3 separate regions of the Homo sapiens genome follow, and regions 1 and 3 are each linked to region 2. A link is a contact called in ENCODE Hi-C or POLR2A ChIA-PET data. All regions are on one chromosome and are shown on one strand. Each heading gives the region's core, a stretch centred on a gene start or an enhancer-like site at or near the end of the contact. The rest is flanking DNA. Distances are from core to core; before and after follow the strand shown. Region 1 has its middle 21 kb from the start of ABR-AS1. Region 2 holds the start of NXN (nucleoredoxin). Region 3 holds the start of ABR (ABR activator of RhoGEF and GTPase).

Evidence for each region. A loop is a pair of places that touch in the nucleus more often than their neighbours do. ChIA-PET counts read pairs that join two places held with the same protein, here RNA polymerase II (POLR2A). Pooled maps may share reads with other maps.
Region 1: a map of CD14-positive monocyte shows a loop between it and region 2 (7-fold over the local background). The contact joins the enhancer-like site here to the promoter of NXN in region 2. A Hi-C loop is called at or near these places in 2 of 168 maps with a recorded cell type or tissue (CD14-positive monocyte and CD8-positive, alpha-beta T cell) and 5 of 50 pooled maps. POLR2A ChIA-PET finds 5 or more read pairs at or near these places in 1 of 52 experiments (A673).
Region 3: a loop to region 2 is called in a map of CD4-positive, alpha-beta T cell, with 15 times the contacts of the local background. The contact joins the promoter of ABR here to the promoter of NXN in region 2. A Hi-C loop is called at or near these places in 1 of 168 maps with a recorded cell type or tissue (CD4-positive, alpha-beta T cell), 1 of 37 single-sample maps with no recorded cell type and 5 of 50 pooled maps.

Annotation. Positions count from the first base shown.
Region 1 is chr17:1,200,439-1,205,461 of GRCh38, forward strand. It overlaps a transcript of ABR not described here. Among named protein-coding and RNA genes, the nearest start is that of ABR-AS1, 21 kb to the left of the region's middle. Within about 2 kb of position 3,144, at least 24 of the 41 ENCODE cell types and tissues checked have a DNase peak (open chromatin) inside an H3K27ac peak, as active enhancers do; they include A673 and CD14-positive monocyte, where a contact is called at or near this core.
Region 2 is chr17:978,051-983,079 of GRCh38, forward strand. It overlaps NXN (nucleoredoxin), which reads right to left and starts at 1,726. Exons shown (of 8, transcript NM_022463.5): 1 at 1,269-1,726. The coding sequence starts at 1,628. RefSeq lists enhancers at 639-1,574, 2,999-3,293.
Region 3 is chr17:1,177,152-1,181,926 of GRCh38, forward strand. ABR (ABR activator of RhoGEF and GTPase) reads right to left here and starts at 2,830. Exons shown (of 23, transcript NM_021962.5): 1 at 2,516-2,830. The coding sequence starts at 2,576. ABR-AS1 (ABR antisense RNA 1) reads left to right here and starts at 4,476. Exons shown (of 3, transcript NR_187271.1): 1 at 4,476-4,775. RefSeq lists an enhancer at 2,871-3,637.

The DNA of each region.
Region 1 (5,023 bases), core at 1,894-4,393, 220 kb after region 2:
ACCTTATATAAGAGACTTGGGCGTCCTGGGATTCTGGTATCTGCCAGGGGTCCTGGGGCCAATCCCCCATGAAAATGGAGGGACAGGTGTAATTGGAGTGGCTCTCCAGACTGTGCCCAGGAATTTCTCAGCCTGATCTTTGGCCAGTCCAGCTTCATTTTCTCCCCTCCTCCCGTTACATCAAGCAGAACAAGTTTCACCTAGATGAGCTATGACCTCACTTTATTCGGGGCCTCCGTGGTGCAGACACAAAGATGGATCCCCAGGTGGAAACCCGGGCACGTCATCCCGGTTTGTTCATGGTGCAAGATGTCTCCGGTTACTTCGGGGAGACAGGAACATGACCTGGGTTATCAGCACCGTCCAGGGACACCAGAGATAAAGCCTCATCTATAACATCCCCAGTAAAAAGCTGAGAATTGCTCCTGACAAGGTCCTGGGGCTCTTCCTTCCTCTGGGCAGGGCTACAGCTTAGAGACTGGGAGAAAGCCTTGGGGTTGGCCAGGGACACCCACCTGCCTCAGGAGGGGCTGTGTTAATGACATCAGCCTTTCAGCAATGGAAACTAAGGAGGATGGGGGGAGGAAAGTACAGGAAGACTTGTAAAGGGAAAGTTCTGTTTGGATTCAGGGCCCAAGCCCCAAACCCTGATAGGAATAAAATGATCAGAGGAGCAGCCGGGGAGGCTTTGGTGCCCCTCAGGCAGCCGCATCACTCAAGACTGTTCACATCAGCAATAGCTTCACGGGGCCGGTGTCCACGAGGCTGCTGCTCCGGATGCAAAGCACAATGCTTTAGGTCAGGATGTGGGTTCTAGAGACAGAACAGACCCGGTTCACGGCCTGGTGTCACGACGTATTGAACCTCTCTGAGCTTCAGTCTCTTCAGTAATGACGGTAAGTGCTTTAACTGAGATTGTTAACAAGACCCAGCGAGATCGTGAAAAGAAGACACCCCGCACAGCGCCTGTTCCCTCGTTAGCACTCACGCAGTATCAGCTATTATCATCATGCTGGCTGACTTTTATGTGAGCGTGTATAACACGGGTACACACACACACAACACCTCTCTCCGGAGGGTAAAAACAAGACAAAAAGTGAAACAGGCCCCCCGATGCCGAAGAGATGACGGCAACCCCGATATTGTGCGTGGTGTGAAGGTCACCAAAGCAAAACCACACGCTTTGTTTTCTGGGGGTGTCTCATTGACAGTGCAGAGGTAGCTTACTAGCATTTTTGCTTGTTTGTTTGTTTTTTTGAGAGAGTCTCGCTCTGTTGCCCAGGCTGGTGTGCAGTGGCGTGATCTCTGGCTCACTGCAACCTCTGCCTCCCACGTTCACGCCATTCTCCTGCCTCAGCCTCCTGAGTAGCTGGGACAACAGGCGCCCACCACCACGCCCGGCTAATTTTTTTGTATGTTTAGTAGAGATGGGGTTTCACCGTGTTAGCCAGGATGCTCTCGATCTCCTGACCTCGTGATCCGCCCGCGTCGGCCTCCCAAAGTGCTGGGATTACAGGCGTGAGCCACCGCGCCCATCCTGCTTACTAGTGTTTCTTAAAAAGTCAAAGCAACGCTATTCTTCATAAGTGTGTTCCTCCCATACTTTGCTATTCAAGAGCAGCTAGATTAAGAGAAAGAAGATCCATCTAGAAAAACATAATCCCTTTGCCTCCTTTTATTTATTTATTTTTCGAAACAGAGTCTGGCTCTGTAGCCGCTCTGTTGCCCAGGTTGGGGCACCACCATGCCCAGCTAATTTTTGTATTTTTAGCATAGATGGGGTTTCCCCATGTTGGCTAGGCTGGTCTCCAACTCCCGACCTCAGGTGATCCACCCCCTTCGGCCTCCCAAAGTGCTGGGATTACAGGTGTGAGACACCGCACCTGGCCCAAGAACCTCTTTATAACAGATGCAGCCATACCAGAGCCCCAGAGCGCACATTCAAAAGAGAATCTCCAACCTCTTATTACTCATCTTAGATCACTCATTCTAAATTGCAAATTCAAAGGGGATCCCGGCTGTCTCTTTCCTATACTCTTCAGCGAACAGTCCCCAAACACACACGTGCCCACTCATGATGAAGTTGCATTCAGAGTATTTCCCCTATGGACAAAGAGGCTCAGATTCCTGACCCTCTTCTGAAAGGCCCCAGCTGCCCCCTTTTCACATCTTCACATATGAGCTGGCAGCAAATGTTGCATGAAATGAAGACCCTGTTAGGAAAGGGAAGGTGATCCATAGCCATCTACTCCTAATCCGCTGACCCTTGATGAAATAGGCCTAGGTTTAGGGTTAGGAAACACTGCGGCTAGAAACAGAGACCTTGGAGACAAATGGCCCTCTTGTTTCAACAAGGAAGCTTCTACTGCTTGGGAGAAAGTGGTCAGCTCAGCTCTCCTCGAACCCTACTATTTAGGTTGGTGCAAAAGTAATTGCTGTTTTTGCCATTACTTTTTTTTTTTTTTTAAGATGGAGTCTTGCTCTGTCCCCCAGGCTACAGTACAGTGGTGTGATCTCGGTTCACTACAACCTCCGCCTCCCGAGTTCAAGCAATTCTCCTGCCTCAGCCTCCCAAGTAGGTGGGATTAAAGGCATGCACCACCACGCCTGGCTAATTTTGTATTTTTAGTAGCGACGAGGTTTCATCATGTTGGCCAGGCTGGTCTCGAACTCCCGACCTCAGGTGATCCGCCCGCCTCGGCCTCCCAGAGTGCTGGGATGACAGGCGTGAGCCATCGCGCCCAGCCCCATTCCTTTTAAAAGGTCTTTCACTTGCCGGTGTGAGCAGAGGATCCTGGGGAGACTCCTTGGAAGGGGCTTCGGATCCAGCCAGGCTCCCGCGCAGTCCTCAGGGGGCGTGGCCCGGCTCGTGGGGGCGGAGTCCATGGGGGGCGGGGTCCGCGGGGAGGAGCCTGCGGGGCGGTCCCCCGTGGGGGCGGGGCCTTGAGGGGGCGGGGCCCGCGGGGGGCGGAGTCTGCGGGGGCGGGGCCCGCGGGGACGGAGTCTGCGGGGGCGGGGCCCGCGGGGACGGAGTCTGCGGGGGCGGGGCCCGCGGGGACGGAGTCTGCGGGGGCGGGGGCCGCAGGTCCTGGTCACGTGATGAGGCTGCGGTAAGTCGCCCGGGCTGCCTAGTCCTCCAGGCGCGGTTAATCCAGTCGGGAACCCCTGAGTCACCGCCCGCCGCCGCTGCGAGGAGCCCGGCGAGTGTTCGGCCTCGGTTTCTGAGGTTTCGGCGGGAGCGGTGATGCAGACGCCTTCAGGGCCCGGGTCGTGTCCGTGACTCGCGCAGGAAGGCGGATGGCGCCCCCCGGGCCTGCCTACACCCTGGGAACCTCGCGGGGCGAAGGGGGCTCGGGCGCTCTCTCCGCGTGGCGAGAGACCCGCCAGGGGGTGTGGCGTGAGTGTGTGTCCCGCCAGGACGTTCCGGTGGCGCCGCCTGACGCGGGAGGAGAAACCAGCTCCAGCTCCTCATCTGGATTTTACATAAATCCATGGCTCAAAGTGCTTTCCTGTCCGGACCTCGGTGCCGGCTTCACGGGGGAAATCCCTGGAGCCGAGGGGAGGGCACGAGAAACCACCGACCCCCGGCCCACGGGCCAGCCCAGTCCACTCCTCCCGGCCTCTCCCTCATCTCGGCCTGGGCCCCGCAGAAGCCACCACCAGGGCTCCTGGATTCCACCAGGGGCATCTTAGTCCCCAGCGGGGCATTTAAAGACTTAATGTGGGCCGGGCGCGGTGGCTCAGGCCTGTCATCCCAGCACTTTGGGAGGACGAGGCGGGCGGATCACCTGAGGTTGGGAGTTCGAGACCAGCCTGGACGGCATGGTGAAACCCCGTCTCTACTAAAATACAAAACATTATCCGGGCGTGGTGGTGCGCGCCTGTAATCCCAGCTACTCGGGAGGCTGAGGCAGGAGAATCGCTTGAACCCGGGAGGCAGAGGTTGCAGTGAGCCGAGATTGCGCCACTGCGCTCCAGCATGGGCGACACAGCGAGACTCTGTCTCAAAAAACAAACAAACAAAAAAAATGAGAAACATGGGTTCAAACTACAGTCCTGAGCCATATGACCTGAAAGGACTATATATACAAAGGTGGTCCAGAAGATTATAATCCTGTATTTTTTCCTGTACCTTTTGTACGCTTAGACGTGTTCAGATACACAAACATTTTCCATTGTGTTACAACGGCCTATAGTATTCAGTATAGTGACCTGCTATACAGGTTCGTACCTAGGAGCAGTAAGCTGTCTATATCATATATCATATCTATATCACATAGTGGGCTATACCATTGAGCCTACTATGTACCTGGGCTGTATGTTAGTATTTAGGTTTGTGTGAAATATACAGCCAGGTGATTTTTGTATTTAGGTTTGTGTAAAATATACTATGATGCTTGCACAACAGTGAAATCATCTACACATTTCTCAGAACCTCTTTTTTTCTTTTCTTTTTCTTTTTCTTTTTTTTTTTTTTTTTTTTGAGACTGAGTCTCGCGCTATCACCCAGGCTGGAGTGCAAGGGCGTGATCTCGGCTCACTGCATCCTCTGCCTCCTGGGTTAAAGTGATTCTCCTGCCTCAGCCTCCCAAGTAGCTGGGATAACGGGTGCACCACCACGCCCGGCTAATTTTTGTATTTTTAGTAGACATGAGGTTTCACCATGTAAGCCAGGCAGCTCTCAAACTCCTGACCTCAGGTGACCCGCCCACCTCAGCCTCCCAAAGTGCTGGGATTGCAGGCCTGAGCCACCATACCCGGTTTTATCCCCATTATTAAGAGACTGTAATGAGCTCTGGGCCCTTTGGCACATTACCCAATATTCTTAAGCCTTAGTTTTCTCATACATCAAATGGGGGCTAATAATACAAACCTCTCTGGTTGTGAGAATAAATGAAACAGTGCACAAATGAGATACAAATACTTCTAAGCATGCCGTGAAAGGCCTGAGAATGTATCATCTGTAACAGCCTGTTCTGTAGGCTCCTTCTGGAGAGAGGAGTGGGGTCGGGGGGAGAGGTGA
Region 2 (5,029 bases), core at 476-2,975:
TGGGGTCACAGTGTAAGCCTTTTGCTCCCAGTAAATCTAAATCATGCTTCTCAACAAGATTCTGCACATATAAAAGGAACACGTGGCACGCCTCGCCATGCTCCCCAGAGGAAACTAAACGCCCCCAGAATAGCCCTTCTGTCCACTCCAGAAACAGGCTTTCCTCAAAAAGGGAAAGGGGCTGGATTCACACGTTGCATCATATACACTCACGAAGCAACAGCGCTCCAAAACTTTTTCTGACTCCATTCATTACAAAATGTCCTGGATGTGCTTTATTATCACAGAGACAGACATCCTCACCCAAGGGACACACTCAGAAACCCAAACTCAACTCGGCAGCAAACTGGGAGACACGAGAAGTTGACAGCAAAGTATCCATTTCCCCAAATCCTCCTTCTTCCAGTCAATGTGCATCGATGGGGTCAGCTCAGCCCTTAACTCGAAGACCCCGGGACCACAGGGGCCACCACGCAGCTGAGCTCTGCACAGCCCGGGCTGTTCCCGCGCCCGGGAGGCGTCTGGGGAGGAGGCTGGACGGCCAGACAATGCAAAGCTCCCCGGTGGCCGCGAACTCAGCCTGGGGCGGGGGAGGCGGGGGCGGGAGACGGAGCCGTGAGCGCCCTTCTCGGCCACAGCCACGGCCACGGTCACCGGCCGCCTCTCCTGACCTCGGCCTCGGCCCCCAGGTCCCCGGTCCCCGGGGAAGGGGCTCCGGGAAGGCAGGTTTCTCCCGGAAAGAAAGGAAACGCGCTGGTTTGGGCGCCACGGGCGGGGGGCGTGCGCCCTCCCCTCCCCTCCCCTCCCCACTGTGGGAATCCGCGGGGGTCGGCGGCGGAGGCAGGAAGGGCCTGGCGCCTCTGCTCGCGGGTGAAGGGGTCGCGGAACCGGGATCCCCGAGCGCAGCCGCCCCCACCCGAGGCTCCCAGCGTGTGCGGACGGAGGGGCTCGAGCCGGGATCCCGGGGGCCGAGGGGGGTCCAACTTTCCAGGGCGGGCGCAGCGCAGCACTCGAACCAAAGAGGGGTCCTGGGATGAGGGTGCGGGCACAGCGCGGAAGGGGGGGGGGCAGAGGCGGGGACGGCGGGGTGGGGGGCGGGGAGAGGACAGTGGGTCGGGGGGCGGGGGACTGGGGGCAGGGGTCGGGGGGTGGAGGGCGGGCAGGGGGACAACGGGGTTGGCGGAGGGCAGGGGTAACGGGCGTGGGGGGCGGGCAGGGGTAACGGGCGTGGGGGGCGGGCAGGGGCCGGCGAGGCCCGCGCCGCTCACCTTCCTGTGCTTCTCCTTGTAGGGCAGCGCCAGCCACGGCATGTCCCGCACGAAGTCCTGCCACTGCCGCTGGTCCTGGTCCGAGGACACGAAGACGATCTCCAGGCGCCGCCGCGGCTCGGGCTCCGCCGCCGCCCCGGCCCCCGCTCCCGGCCCCGGCCCGGCCGCCGCGTCCCCCCGCAGGCGCCCGTAGAAGGCGGCCAGGCTGGCGCTGAGCTGCGCGCAGGGGGCGCTGAGGCTGCAGCCGAAGTAGAGACCCAGCAGCGAGATGCCGCGGGCGCCCAGCGAGTGCACGTCCACCTCCTCGCCGCCGCCCGTCACCAGCTTCTCGCCGAGCAGCTCCTCCAGGAAGCCCGACATCCTGGCCCACCGCAGGGCGGGCAGGCGGCTGCGACCCCGCTCCACGGTCCGCGCGGCGGGAGGAGGCGGCGGCGTCGGCGGCAGGCGCTGGGGAGAGCAGAGCCCGGCCCAGTAGGGCCGCCCACGCCACGCCCCCTCCGCCTGCCCGCGCCACGCCCCTTCCCCCGCCCTGCCACGCCCCCTCCGCGGCCCGCGCCACGCCCCTTCGGCTGCCCTCGCCACGCCCCTCCGCCCGCCCTCGCCACGCCCCCTCCGCCCTCGCCACGCCCCGTTTGCGGCCGGCGGTGGCCAGAGCTCTCCGCCCAGGCGGGGTCCGCAGCTGCCGGCCGCGGTGCGCGGGGTGACTGCTTGGGCGAGAAGCCGGACCCGAAACGCCGCACTCTCCCTGGAAAGCCCACGGCCGAAGTGAAGAAAGGAGAAGGGCCCGCTGAGCCGGCGCTTTCCCGGGCTGCAGCCCGGCCCGCATTTTCTCTCCTCCCCAGTTCTAAATTCCCTCCAGACCTCCAGGGATCCCGCCCCCTCCCCGCGGAGCTCTTCACCCTCTTCCTGTTCCTCCCCGGCCTTTCCCTCCTCCTCTCCCTGCACGAAGCCTGACCCTTAGGCCGCTCCGGGCCCCACTGACCCTGAGATGCTTATAGGACCCGCCGTCCTCACTGCATCAGGCCGGGCCTGGCTGGACACTGACTCCTCTGTGTGTTCCAAGCTGTTCTAAGGGGGCCGAGGACGCCCTCGCAGCTTCTGGTGGGGTCTGGTTAGGGTGCCAGGTCTCAGTGTGGGATTTCCGTCCAGGGGTCGCCGGGGCCTCTCCCCCCAGCGAATCTGTCTTCCAGCCCCACAAATGGATGCAAAGGACGCCGCGGGGCCTCCAGACCAATGCTGGCCGCGCTCCTGAATCCGCTCCATCCTCATGTCAAGTCTATGGATAGTTGAGAACATTTCTAGAGATTTTTTTTTTCCTACCAGCTGGCAGGATGCTCCCCAATGCTTAGGGAGAAGCTGGATTAAACAGGTGGTCTGGGCCGGGCGCGGTGGCTCACGCCTGAATTCCCAGCACTTTGGGAGGCCGAGGTGGGTGGATCACAAGGTCAGGAGTTCGAGACCAGCCTGGCCAATATGGTGACACCCCCCCCCCGCCTCTACTAAAAATACAAAAATTAGCGGGGTGTAGTGGCAGGCACCTGTAATCCGAGCAACTCAGGAGGCTGAGGTAGGAGAATGGCGTGAAGCCGGGAGACGGAGGCTGCAGTGAGCCGAGATCGCTCCATTGCACTCCAGCCTGGGCAACAGAGCAAGACTCCGTCTCAAAAAAAACAAAAAAACAGGTGGTCCGTGGCGAGTACTCTGGCCACGCAGCGCCTCCCCCCAACCCAACCCACTGGTGCACGAAGCAGGTGCAGATCCGGGCCCAGCCACAGTAACAGGCCGCCGGTGTGGATCAGCTACTGACGACTCAGCGAAAGCAAAAAAATAAAAGCTGAAAACCCGCCCCTCTCAGAGCTTCCACCGCCGCTTCGGAGGATATTTCCTGTGCATCCATCGCCACCTAATGGAAAGAGTGAAAAATGAGGCCGACCAAACTCCATTTGTGAAAAGACACTGCCGGGACACCAGGCACAATGCTTTTATTTTACAGCAGCTTTCCACATACACAAATGATAGGACGCTTTGCGGGAGCTAATTTAAACCTCAGAATAGAACTTCAAGCTTTTGGCACAAAACGTAAGTGTTCACATCGAAGGTTCTCCGTTTTTCTAGGGTAGAATAAGGAATGGTGCAGGGTTCCAGCTTGGTGAAATGTTACCATATAAAACAATTGGGAGAGGTGGAGATGGGAGCGGAAAGTGGACTGGCGTCTCTACAAGTTATATCCACTTCCTTAGTCACCTGCTGGTATTGCTAATGACACAGGTAAGATCTTAGATGGAGGACCGCCTTCGAACACCCTAGAATCCTACTGCAAAGTCGAATTCCACCTTAATTCTCAGGAGACTTTCATGCTGAAAGTCTGTGCCACTGTAGGGACAATATTATAAAACACACACAGAAAGCATCACTTTTTAGTGAAAACTTTATTTATTTATTTATTTATTTATTTATTTATTTTGAGACAGTGTGGGCGGCAGGCCACCCAGGCGCTGAGGCAAGAGACCGAGGACACAAGCCGTTCCAGTGTAATAAAATATAAAATAAGAATAGTTATACCAGATATAGATCTTAGATAGGCTTATATATGAATATCATTAATCATTAGTTTGTAGCAATTACTCTTTATTCCCATATTATAATGATCCTCGCTCTATAATCATAATCTAGGGAAAACCAGGCCATACAGAGATAGGAGCTGAGGGGACATAGTGAGGAGTGACCAGAAGACAAGAGTGCGAGCCTTCTGTTATGCCCAGACAGGGCTACCAGAGGGCTCCTTGGTCTAGCGGTAACACCAGCGTCTGGGAAGACACCCGTGGCCAGGCGGACTGTGGTGTAGCGGTAGCGTAAGTGTCAAGGAAAAACACCCGCTACTTAGCAGACCGGGAAAGGGAGTCTCCCTTTCCCCGGGGGGAGTTTAGAGAAGACTCTACTCCTCCACCTCTTGTGGAGGGCCTGACTGCAGGTTCGCCCACAATTATCCGGAGGCCTAACTGTCTCCCTGTGATGCTGTGCTTCAGTGGTCACGCTCCTAGTCCGCCTTCATGTTCCATTCTGTACACCTGGCTCTGCCTTCTAGATAGCAGTAGCAAATTAGTGAAAGTACTAAAAGTCTCTAATAATGGTGGAAGCTGTTTCTCTCTTTGTCTCCTCTCTCTCTCTGCCTCGGCTGCCAGGCAGGGAAGGGCCCCCTGTCCAGTGGACACGTGACCCACATGACCTTACCTATCATTGGAGATGGCTCACTCTCCTTATCCTGCCCCTTTGTCTTGTATCCAATAAATATCAGTGCAGCCTGGCATTTGGGACCACTACCGGTCTCCGCGACTTGGTGGTAGTGGTTCCCCAGGCCCAGCTGCCTTTTATCTCTTTGTCTTGTGTCTTTATTTCTACACTCTCTCGTCTCCGCACACGGGGAGAGACCCACTGACCCTGTGGGGCTGGTCCCTACAGACAGAGTCTCACTCTGTTGCCCAGGCTGGAGTGCAGTGGTGCGATCTCAGCTCCTGCAACCTCTGCCTACCAGATTCAAGTGATTCTCCTGCCTCAGCCTCTCGAGTAGCTGGGATTACAGGCATGCACCACCTCCCAAATAGCTGGGATTACTGGCATGCACTAATTTTTTTGTTTTGTTTTGTTTGTTTGTTTTTTGCAACAGAGTCTTGCTCTGTTGCCCAAGCTGGAGTGCAGTGGCGCGATCTCGGCTCACTGCAAGCTCCGCCCCTCCAGGTTTAAGCAATTCTCTGCCTCAGCCT
Region 3 (4,775 bases), core at 1,580-4,079, 200 kb after region 2:
GAACTTCCTCTGGGAGCCACAAAACCTTGCTGCCAGGCAAATGACAGCTCGGGTATTTGTTTTAATTTAGGCTCTTGTCAAGAGGAAAGTTGATGGCTAACAGCCCAAACATGACTGCACAGCACCTCCCCGGGAAGCCTCCTGCTACAGCTCTCCACTAAGCTGTTCCGAAGAGGGAGGCAGGGACTCCTCACACTGCGGCCACATCAGTGCCCCCTCCCACCCACCATCCAGGCCACCCCAGGAGCCGCCCAGAGGCCAGGGCAGCAGCAGGAGGGTAGACAGCTCAGGTGCCAATCTGCCTGAATCAGGGCTGCCCAACAGAACCCCCTAAGAGGCCTTGGCCTAATTCCCTTTTCTGGCATTCCTCTGGTCAGGAATTTTCAAGGTGGCCTCAGGCAATTTTGCTTTTTTGCTCCAGGCGTGGGAGGAAGAGGGTGGGGTATGGAAGACTTGGAAATGATCAGCTCAGAGGAGTCTTCTGCTGCAGAGAAAGCTAGAGACAGGGTTCCATACGATTCCAGGCTTCGGGAAATAGGGAAACAAGAACTGGGTTTTGCAAAGAGCCAGAAACACTCAGGAACATAAGCACGCGTGAATCTGAGGCATTGTTATGACGGCTGTTTGCAAGCACACAGCTAAGAGAGGGCCACTAATCCTGCCTCCGGGTCAGGAGCTGATCTGCATCTGCGCTCCGAACAGATGTGTGCCCCCATTCATGCAGACGCACGTGCACGCACATGCCACACAGCCATGGGCCCTGACCTTCACCCAACGACGCTGGCCTCTGCAGGGGAAGGAGCAGATGGAGCGGCGGCACCTGGCACAGGACCTATGCCCAGGGGATCCGGCTTTGCCCCTTTGATGTTGAGAAACCAAAGCAGAATGAACCATCACAAGGACAGCTCCTGGGGGGAGGAGAGGAAGGAACATGGATGGAGGAGGAGGCGGGTGGAGAAGAAGATACAGGGAATGACCTGGACCCAAGGGGATGCTGAGGTCAGAGGTTGAATGTTGGGTACCACACAGCCTCCAGAGTAAGGCTTTGGGGCTCAAGGCATCACCCTTCTCTACTCCCCCCACCCCCCCCATATGACTTATCAAGGAACTCTAGCTGGGATGACCCTTACAAATGCCCTTGTTGGCTCACGCCTGTAATCCCAGCACTTTGGGAGGCTGAGGCAGGTGGATCACCTGAGGTCAGGAGTTTGAGACCAGCCTGGCCTCATGGTGAAACCCCATCTCTACTAAAAATACAAAAAATTAGCCGAGAGTGGTGGTGGGTACCTGTAATCCCAGCTACTCAGGAGGCTGAGGCGGGAGAATCACTTGAACCCGGGAGGCAGAGGTTGCAATGAGCGGAGATTGCGCCACTGCACTCCAGCCTGGGCGACAGAGCCGAGACTCCGTCTCAAAAAAAAAAAAAAAGAAAGAAAACGCTCCTGTTCCATGGCATCCAGTGCCTAGAATCAGGCTGAACCAGGCTCCACGTGGCCCCACGTGCCTCCCCCAACTCCTGCCTGGGAGATGTGCTGAGAGAGTGGGAGGGTCCCACTCACGTGGGCCAGGAAGGGCGAAATCCACTATGTAAGCCCAGGAGGACCCTCTTCCTAATCCCTGAGAGCTTTCGGGAAAGGTGTCTCAGGGAAGGGTGGGGAGAAGGGGCGGTGCCTTTCTAGCAACGGAGCAGGAGCAAGGTGCGGTGGTGGGGGCGGGGGGCGGCTCTCGGTTCGCCCCAAGCCCCCCCACACCATTACCCGTGATCAGTTACGCATCCCCCGGGGCCATGCAAGAGCAATCACATGATCCAGAGAGATTTGGGAGCGAGGGGGTGGAGAACTCGAGAAGGTTTGTTTTTTTTTTCTTCTGAGGGTGGTGGTGATGATGAGGGTGGGGGTGGTGATGAGGCTGGCAGGAAAGATTGCTGAGCCCGGGATTTTCAGCTCCCGCATCCAAACGGCCCCCGCGGATATCTGCACCCCCCGTCTCCCCTCCCACCCGATCCCACCCCAGCACCGAACCCCTGGGCCCTGAACCACACATGACCCGGTGCCCCTGGGGTGGCAAACTCGGGTGCCAACGACTGCTCCCAAAACGGCCTTTCGGCTTCAGCCTGGACAGAGAAGCTGCCGGTCCAGGGGCGGGGGCAGCACCCAGAAGGGCCTCCCTCCCCTGAGGCTCGCGGAGGCCGGGTTCACAACAGGTGGGAGGGGGGACGCAGCTCTCGGCTCGGTCCGCCCACGGTCCCCGCCCCCGGACCGCAGGAATCCTCTCTGGGGACCCCCCGCCCGCGCCCCCCAGACCAGCCCGGCTCCTGGGTCCCGACCCCGATCCCGATTCCCAACCCGACCCCGATCCGGACCCCGATCTCGCCCCCGCCCGCGCTCCCCGGACCAGCCCGGTGCCTGGGTCCCGATCCCGATCTTGGGGTCCCGATCCCGATCCTGGGGTCCCGATCTCCATCCTGGGGTCCCGATCCCGATCCTGGGGTCCCGCCCCCGCCCGGCACACGTACTGCTGTAGAGGGTGTCGATCCAGGACAGGCGCGGCAGGCCCCGGTGGCTGAGCGGCTCCATCCCGCGGCGGCGGCTCGGTCAGATCCGAAACCCGACCCTCATCGCGCAACAAAGGAGGGAGAGCGGGCGGGAGCCGGGGGAGGCCGAAGTTGCGAGCGCGGAGGGGCGAGGAGGCCGGGAACCAGGTCCCCGGGAGGAGCGCGGGGCGGCCGGGGCAGGGGCGAGGGCGGGGCGGGAGCCCCCAAAACCCTCCCGAACCCTCCCGGCCCCAGCGGCCGCGCCGAGCCCAGCTGCGGATCCCGGAACCGATGAGCAACTTCGCGGGGGGCGGGGCGGGGGTGGGGCTTCGTGGTGGGGCGGGGCTTTGGTGCGGGGGCGGGGCTTTGGTGCGGGGGCGGGGCGGGGAGGGACCAATCGGCTCGAGGCTCCGCCCTCCGCAGGACGCCCCCGGCCGGGCTAAGGGGGCAGCGGGGCTCCGGCGCTGGGCGAGGAGGGGCCGCGGGGGTCTCGGGGGGTCTCCAGGCGGCGGCGCAGACCCAGGTCCCCCTCGTCCCCCCCGCGCCGGGCTCAGCAGGATCCTGGCGATCCGCAAACCAGGTGCCGTGGGGGGCCCGGGAGCCCACAGGGGTGACATCACCTCCCGCCCGGGATCTCCAAGCGCGGCTTCGCGGGCGGGAGCGGCGGCCGGGCCCCTCCCCAGCCAGACCCGCTGCGGGACCCACGGGGTGAACGTCCTGCGCGCCGCGGGACGCGCCTCTCTCCTCCCGAACCTTCCCCCGCTCGTCCCTTTCCACACCCCTGACCTCTGAGCGCGGCCGTTCCCGCCACACATGGAGGGGGGCGGGTGGAGACCCGGGAGGACCGAAGTCACGGGGGCTGTGGGGCCAGGACAGTCCCACATGTGCCCCTCCTGGGCGGAGGACAAACTGGAGCCAGGAGAAGCCCCAAGGGCTCCACGCGTTCCCCTCCAGGACCCCTCCTGGGGACCCCGAGCCGCGGCCTGGAAAGCCCATCGTGTTTGCATCATCACCTAGAAATGGTGGGAAGTCGGGTCAAGAGGCCTGAGAAATGACCGTTTAGAGACGAAATTCCCTCTAAGGAAGACCCCCTCGCCCAAGGGCAGTGAAGAGATTGGGGGCCCCATGCCTGTCTCCTGTGGGCTGATTCTGTGGGAGCCATGGCAGCTTCCCCACAGACCTCTTTGGGCCAAGCGACCCTGGAGCAGGGAAGGACAGGAGGGGAGTCAGGCCAGGGGGGTCCAGGGCAGTGGGGCTGAAGCCCCTTCCTGAACCCAGGGAAAGGGAAGCAGTGGGGCCCACCCAGGGGGCCCGGTACCCCAGATAGTGACATTTCAGATACCGGAGCTGTCTCCACCCCACCCCATCCCCAGGCAGCTTAAGGGGAAAACTTCTGGGAGCCCAGCCCTACAGAGGCCTACCAGGAAGGTTAAGTCAGCCTGGCCTTTGCCGGGGGCAGTGTGGTCGGCACCCGCAGAACGCTGGAGGGGTGTGGGGGTCGGTCCTCATCACTCCAAACAGACACACACACATCTAGTTCTTAAGGGGAGAAGCAGCTCCTCCCCCAGGATGCTGAGAGGAAGCCCCATAAGCTGCTTGGGCAGAGGCCTCTGCAGCTGCCCCAGGGGAGATGGGGGTCACCCACTCATCACAGGCTGGGGAGCCCCTGGGAGACGCACAGGATGATGCTCTGGGTGGGGAAGCCTCTACAGGTGGCTGCAGCAGAAGTGGTTTTCAATATTATTAGCCCGTCCCTGCGTCCCCAGGGCTCCCTCCGCCCCAATCCTCCTGGCTCAGGCACCAGCGCTGTCTCTTGCCGCCCCTCCCTGCAGCTGTCACCCTCCCACCGTCCCTGACTAGCACACAGGATTGGGAGGGCCAAGCAGGCACCTGGAGCTTGGCAGGGAGGGGGCGTGCATCTCCAATGAGACGCTCCAGAAATAGAGCTTCGGCATGGGAAGGGAACGAGCAGGCTCTCGGAGGACCGCGAGGCCGGAGGAGCCATGAGGGGCCAAGGGCATCTCTTCTTCCCACCTGGAACTCTCGGAAGACAGCCCAGGGGAAAGGTGGAAACGGGCGTGAGCTGCCGCCACCAGGAGCCACCAGCCCAGGAGGCAGCAGCACCGTCCCCTCCTCAAAACAACAACAAGCAAGAACGCTCGGGCCCTCTCCCCACACTGTGGGGTTTTCCTGATGGCCACATCCGGCGCTGACTGTGAGGGAGCTATGGATGTATGCTTCT